Linked DNA regions of Homo sapiens: region 1 is linked to region 2. Evidence: chromatin contacts called from ENCODE Hi-C or POLR2A ChIA-PET data. All regions are on one chromosome and are shown on one strand. Each heading gives the region's core, a stretch centred on a gene start or an enhancer-like site at or near the end of the contact. The rest is flanking DNA. Distances are from core to core; before and after follow the strand shown. Region 1 holds the start of ZNF239 (zinc finger protein 239). Region 2 has its middle 20 kb from the start of RASGEF1A.

Region 1 (3,235 bases), core at 733-3,232, 290 kb before region 2:
CATGGTGAAACTTCATCTCTTAAAAAAAAAAATACAAAAATTAGCCTGGTGTGGTGGCGCAAGCCTATAGTCCCAGCTACTTAGGAGGCTGAGGTGGGAGGGTTGCTTGTGCCCAGGAAGCAGAGATTGCAGTCAGCCAAGATCGCACTACTGAACTCCAGCCTGGCTCAAAAAAATAAATAAATAAATAATGAAAAGAGAGTAGAACCTGTGAAATAGTCATTTAGGAGAATGGATGGACTAAGAAATGTAGAAGGATAGCCAGGCAGCGTGAAGGGCCCACTTGAACTTAATGGTTATAAACTGAAAATGAAACCAATCATCCCAGCCATGTGGTTTTCTCAAACAACCTCTGCCGTACAGGCGCAGGCCAGGAACTGGATTCAAGCAGATTTGGGTTTCCATCAAGAGAATAAAACCAAGAAAGACTGGGACAAGAGAGTTAAGGGTAACGGCACATACACAGGACTGGCCATAACCATGCTCCATGGCCTCTTAAATTGAGTGAGGAGAGAAGTGAGCACATGAGGAAGTGAAGGTCAGGGCAAGGGTGGTAAATCTAAATAGGGAAAAGCTCTGTGGTTTTCCAATGAAGAATGAGGAGAGGAGTAAGGTCCAAGGGAGACATTTTGTGTTCCCCAGGCAAAAGGTAAGACAGCATCTCTGAGGAGGAGACCGAAGGGGACGTGGGCCTCTCCAAGCATCGCAGGCTGAAAATAATAGTCCCCCAAATATGTCCATGTCCTAACCCCCAGAAGCTGTGGATGTTAATTTCTATGGCAAGAGGGATTTTTTTTGAAATGTGATTAAATTAAGGATCTTGACGTCAAGAGATTATCCCAGATTAGCCAGCTGGGCCTGATGTAATCACAACAGTCGTTATTAGAAGGACCCACGAGGAGCCAGTGCCTGAGCATGTGATGTGATGATGAAGGCAGAGGTTGCAGTCATGCACTTTGAAGATAAAGGAGCGAGCCATAAGCCAAGGAATGCAAATAGTCACTGGGAACTGGAAAAGGCAAAGAAATATTCTCATCTAGAACCTCCAGGAGGAACTAGCCCCACCAACACTGACTTTATAAAGCCCAGTAAAACTTGATTTCAGACTTGGCACCTCCAGAAGTTTAAGAGAATACATGTTTGTTATACTACTAAGTTTGTGTTAATTTGTTGTGACAGCAATTGGAAACTAATACACCAAGGAAGGGGGAGGATGTAGAAGAGAGGTCCAGGCAACATCTCTTTCCTCTCCAAAATAAATCTGAAAGAAAGGAATTGGGAAAAGACCAAATGGGTAGCTCTGTGTCACTCGGTGAGAAGTGAAATAAACGTAAAATCCTGGTATCAACAACCCTTGTGTGCGTTTAGGAGAGTTCTGACTGCTGGGAGCCACTTGTCTAATTCCCTCACCTCCTGTGTTTGTTCCAAGATCCCCTATTTAAAATTGCAAAGTACACCTCCAGTCCTACACACCCACAAACGCACCTCGCCACACCCCGCCCAGCTCTATGCTTTCAGTACCACCTCATGACACACACGACGCCATATATTTACTATATTTATGGATTGCTTGTTTCCCCAACTAGAATAGGGCAGTGACTTTTGTGCAAGCATCTTGAACAGCTCCTGGTACACAGTTGGCTCTCAATTAATATCTGTTAAATGGATGAACTTCAGAGGTGAGATGGAAGATGCCGAATGGCAAATATTCACTTCAGAATGTTTTGAAAGGTAAAGATGAAATTATGGGTATTTACATCCTTTTCCCCCAATAGTATTTTAACAAATGAAAATCACCTTAACAGGTATTCCTAAAATAATTCTTATTTGTTTGTAATAAAAAACGAGGAGGAGGACTTGAATACACGCGTCGCTGACTCAAAGATGGTCCCCTCCGCCCAAGAATCCCGCTCCGCACAGCGCAGAGTTCAGGGGCCCGCGCCGGAAGTGGGCGTGGTTCGCCCGCGGCTTGCTGGGACTTGTATTTCGGGGCCCTAGGCGCGCGAGCGGTCAGCATCCGGAATCTGGCCCCTGCAGGCGTGGGGTTCCACGTGGGAGGTGAGACTGGCCGGGCTTCCCCAGCCGCTGGCAGAGGCGTTCAGGGGTCAGGAAATGGGTGTGCCGCGGGTAAGGCGCTGGGCCGCCGAGCTGCGGAAGCCGGGAGGGCGGCGATGGTAGGGCACGCGACCAGCGGAGGCGCGGCCCGCGGCGGCACGTGTGTCCCGGCGCCGCATTTCCGAGCTGCTGCGCCCCCGGGGCCGGGCTGCGGCCACACCGAAGCCTGTGGGGCCCTGCAGCTGAGCGGCCGCGCCTCCGATGGCCCCTCCTCCCTCCTGGCCGAGCTCTGGCCTGGGCCGGCTGGGGGCTTCGTGGTTGGCCACGCCGGCCTTTTCCTCGCCTGTGACGGGCGTTATTGCAGGGGGGTTTTCGGTGGACGTTAGGCGACGGACGGGGGCTCCTGTAAGAGACTGAGGTTTCTGTCCGCAGCACTGCCTTCGCTGAAAAGAGCTTGCATCTGAGCCCCCGCACCGCAGGAACGAGCCAGGCTCCTGAGAATGAGGTCGGGGAAGGCGTCTTGGGCAACCGAAATCCATCCCGAGAAGCTTCTCCTCTTAACTAGAACTTTAGGACAGAGATCGGGAAAGTCAGAGGAAATGGGCACGGCTTCGAGCTGCCGGCGGCTGCGGAATTTACCTAGCCTCTTGGTTTTGGGGGGAAAACTTGGCTTGTTTAATCGAAAGCCCTGTGGAGAGAGATGAAGGTGGTGACAGAAAATGCTTCACCTCTCACCTGATGGAGGGAGTGTGGGTGGAAGTGACTGAAGAAGCGTCAGAGGCAGGAGCGGAGTAACTTTTTCCCCGCAGTCTTGCTGGACTTGATTTTCATGGCTTTTTCTCTTTCCCTAACTCTGCCTTTCCAGGAATCCATCCCCTCTGGGAGTAAGAAATGACCAGGGTCCGGGTGAGTTGGCGTTCCATTTCTCCTAAAATGCCATCTCCCTGAAATGTCCCTGTGCCATGTGTTGTTTTCTTTATTGTCAGGCCCCCAGTACGGTATTTTATAGCTATGGATGTAGGGACATTAAGATACTAAGGACATGTAGCTAGCAGATGATGTCACCAGGGTCTGCACAGAGAGTTTTCACTGGCCCATCCTGCCTCCAAGAATTTATTCCACTCCTCAGAGCAGTGGGCTGTGCCCTCCTGGGGAGCCTCTCAAAGCCTGCCTTTTCCTG
Region 2 (3,444 bases), core at 364-2,863:
CTCGGCCTCCCAAAGTGCTGGGATTGTAGCTGTGAGCCACTACACCTGGTGATTATTGTAGCTTTGTAGTAAGTTTTCAAATCAGGAATTGTGAGTCATCCAACTTTGTTCTTCTTTTTGAAGATTTTTTTAACTATCCTGGGTTCCTTGAATTTTCATATGAATTTTCAGAACAGCTTGTAACTTTCTGCAGAGAATTCACCTGGGATTCTGATATGGATTCTGTGAACCCAGAGATCTTTAAGAAGTATTGCCGTCTTAACCATATTAAGTCTCCCAATCCATGAATGTGGATGTCTTTCCATTTATTTAAGTGTTCTTTAATTTCTCCCAACTGTGTTTATAGTTTTCAGTGTACAAGTTTTGCACTTCTTTTGTTAAATTTATTCATAAATTTTCAGTCTTTTAATTTTTTTGAGACAGGGTCTTTCTGTGTTGCCCAGGCTGGAGTGCAGTGGTGCCAACACGGATCACTGCAGCCTTAACCTCCTGGGCTTAAGTGAGCCTCCTGCTTCAGCCTCCTGAGAAGCTAATTATGTATATATTTTTTGTAGAGATAGAGTCTTGCTATATTGCCCAGGCTGGTCTCAAACTCCTGGCCTCAAGCCATCCTCCTGCCTTGGCCTCCCAAAGTGCTGGGAGTCACAGTGCCCGGTCAATATTTTATTCTTTCTGATGCCCTTGTGAACAGAATTTGTTATGGGTTGAACTATATCTCCCCAAAATTCATATGCTGAAGTCTCACTTCCTAGTACTTTAGAATGTGACCCTATTCGGAAATAGGGTAACTACAGATGCAAATAATTGACTTAGAATGAGGTCACCCTGGAACAAGGTGGGCCCTAATCCAATGTAACTGGTGTCCTTATTAAAAGGGAAATTTGGACACAGACACAGGCTCAGGCACACAGGGAGAACTGCATGTGGAGCCTGGGGTTTTGCTGCCGCAAGCCAAGGAGCTATCAGAAATAAGGATAGAGGCTTGGGACAGAGCTTTCCCCTACGGCCTTCTGTGAGGGAACCAACCCTGCATCACCTTGGTTTTGGACCTCTGGCCTCCAGAGCTATGAGACAATATATTTGTAAGCTACCCATAAGCTACCCAATTGGTGGCATTTTGTTATGGTGTCCCTCCAAATTATATTGTTTTCTTAATTTGATTTTCAGTTTGTTCATTGCTAGTGTATAGAATATGACCGATTTTTGCATATTCACCTTGCACCTTACAGCCTTGCTGAACTTGCTATTAGCTGTGAGTGTGTGTGTGTGTGTGTGTTCCTTAGTACTTTTTATATTCAAGATTTCATCATCTGCAAACAGAGAGTTTTACCTCTTCCTTTCCAATCTGGATGCTGTCAAGATTTGCAGTGGAATATGTTCTGGCTTCCTATTTACGCACATCTCTCTGTGGATATTAATTATACTTATTCTAAAGTCTTATTCTGTTTGTTGTATTAGCTCTGGGTCCCTGAATGTGTTTTCCATGAGATGTGTTGGTTTCCTCTTTTGTGCTACTTGTCTGCCTTGGGTGTTTAAATTACAGTGACTCACGACTGGGCTCCTCCTCGCCCTTCCACTTCCTGTTTACCGGTGTGACTGTTCTGTTTCTTCTGCCCAAGGCACATGGGGGCAGGGCAAGCCTTGTGGTCAGTTGTGGGCTCACCTGGAGGAGTTTCCTGGAGTGGGGCCACTCTGCTGCCTGGGGTTGCTCCAGACTCCGCCTGGCCTCTGAAGCCCAAATGCCTACACTTCCACCCTGTCCTGGAGCAAGTGAAGGAGGAGGACAGGTGTTGACTCCCAGGTCCTCTCCAGGGTCTCAAAGCCCTCGGAGCCCAGGCCCCTCTGCTGCTTCCTCCCAGAGCCTGCAGCACAGCCCAGGAGTCTCTTTTCGTTGTTACTGTTTTTGTTTGGAGACAGGGTCTCGCTCTGTCACCCAGGCTGAAGTGCAGTGGTGTGAACACAGCTCACTACAGCCTCGACTCCCCGAGCTCAAGTGATCCTCCTGTCTCAGTTTCCTGTGTAGCTGGGACTACAGGTATGCACCATCACACCAGGCTACTTTTTAATTTTTTGTAGAGACAGAGTCTCCCTATGTTGCCCAGGCTGGTTTCGAACCTCTGGGCTCAAGGGATCCTCCTGGCTCAGCCTCCCATTTGTGGCAATACGGGACTAGAAAACTGATCTCACTGGTCTCCCCCTGTCCTCTGTAAAATGGGTAGAACATTCCTCTCTGAAAGGCCAACATGGGAATGAACACAGGGCATGCTTGGGAGGCACCTGTGCACTGAGGTGCATTCAGGTGTCACAGGGTCTCATCAACTCCCTGTGGCCTGGTTGGTCAGTGCCTGTGCCACAGGCCTGTAGGGTCTGTGGGGACTCACCGGAGCAAAGAAGGCCAAGCACCTCCCCGCTCTGGGTTCCAGAGATTCCAACAAGCTCTGCTGTCTTGCAGGGGGTGCCCGAGTGCGCCTGAGTATGCCACCTTTGCACTCTGGGTACACACGCCAGACACCGACAGGTGCCCTCGCAGACACGTGCACAGACATGCACCCTGTGGAGCAGCCCATAGCACCCCACAGTCCTCGGTGGGGCGGGATTATTCTTTCTCCACATCCGCTTCTGTTTCCTCTTTCCCTGTCCCGCTCCCACTCCCTCTGAAAGAATCCTTTTCTGTCTCCTGTGCCCTCTCCCCAGCTTGACCAGGCCTCAGTTTGCGCTCTTGGCTTCATCACGCGGTGTCAGCTATGCTGCAAGTAGAGTTGGGAGTTCGCTTCAGCATCCACAGCCCCTTGGTGTGGTCCCCTCCACCAAACCAGCCCCAGAGCATGGGGGAGAGGCTCAGCTGCCCCACTGCCCTCAAGGAGGGCTGGCGAGGGTGGGGTCACACAAGGCGTGAAAATTAGGAGCAGTAGCCCAGCTGCAGGATGCTCCCTGAGCAAAGCCACCCTCTGCCCTGGGATGAGGCAGAAGCTTACTCTCCCATCCCTTAGCCCAGGCAGGGGTTTAGGGGCCACCCCCAGGGCCAGCTGTGGCTCCTTTCCTGGGGTCACCATAGGAAGCCTCCCCCAACCCCAGTTCTCTTGGCAGAATGGCTGGGGGCCTGACAATGACCCATCCAAGCCCAGGCAGAAGGCTGGGCTCTGGCCTGTCCCTGCCATGGGCTGCAGCCAGCCTCCCAACCCCTCAGGCTGTCTCTTCTGCGAAATGGCTGCCTGTCCTCCCCAGTGAGGAGCGTGTTCTGGGACCTGAGGGTCATCTTGCCTGGCTAAACTAATGTGAGTCTTCTCTGCATTTCCCATGTCCGCTCCTGCTTCCTCCCTCCATTCATTAATTCACCCCCCTCATTTGTTCAGCAAGTGTGTGCTGAGAGCCTGCCCTGTGCTGCACACCGCATGTGCATGGGGTATGGTAACACGGTCTGACCTGGCCCTGGAAACCCTCTTG

Evidence for each region. A loop is a pair of places that touch in the nucleus more often than their neighbours do. ChIA-PET counts read pairs that join two places held with the same protein, here RNA polymerase II (POLR2A). Pooled maps may share reads with other maps.
Region 1: a pooled map shows a loop between it and region 2 (2.1-fold over the local background). The contact joins the promoter of ZNF239 here to the enhancer-like site in region 2. A Hi-C loop is called at or near these places in 1 of 168 maps with a recorded cell type or tissue (naive thymus-derived CD4-positive, alpha-beta T cell) and 5 of 50 pooled maps. POLR2A ChIA-PET finds 5 or more read pairs at or near these places in 2 of 52 experiments (CD8-positive, alpha-beta T cell and OCI-LY7).

What each region holds. Positions count from the first base shown.
Region 1 is chr10:43,573,363-43,576,597 of GRCh38, reverse strand. It overlaps ZNF239 (zinc finger protein 239), which reads left to right and starts at 1,982. Exons shown (of 4, transcript NM_001099282.2): 1 at 1,982-2,058; 2 at 2,921-2,961. RefSeq lists a silencer at 2,200-2,259.
Region 2 is chr10:43,285,645-43,289,088 of GRCh38, reverse strand. No RefSeq gene overlaps it. Among named protein-coding and RNA genes, the nearest start is that of RASGEF1A, 20 kb to the right of the region's middle. RefSeq lists an enhancer at 2,747-3,255. Within about 2 kb of position 1,613, at least 14 of the 41 ENCODE cell types and tissues checked have a DNase peak (open chromatin) inside an H3K27ac peak, as active enhancers do; they include CD8-positive, alpha-beta T cell, where a contact is called at or near this core.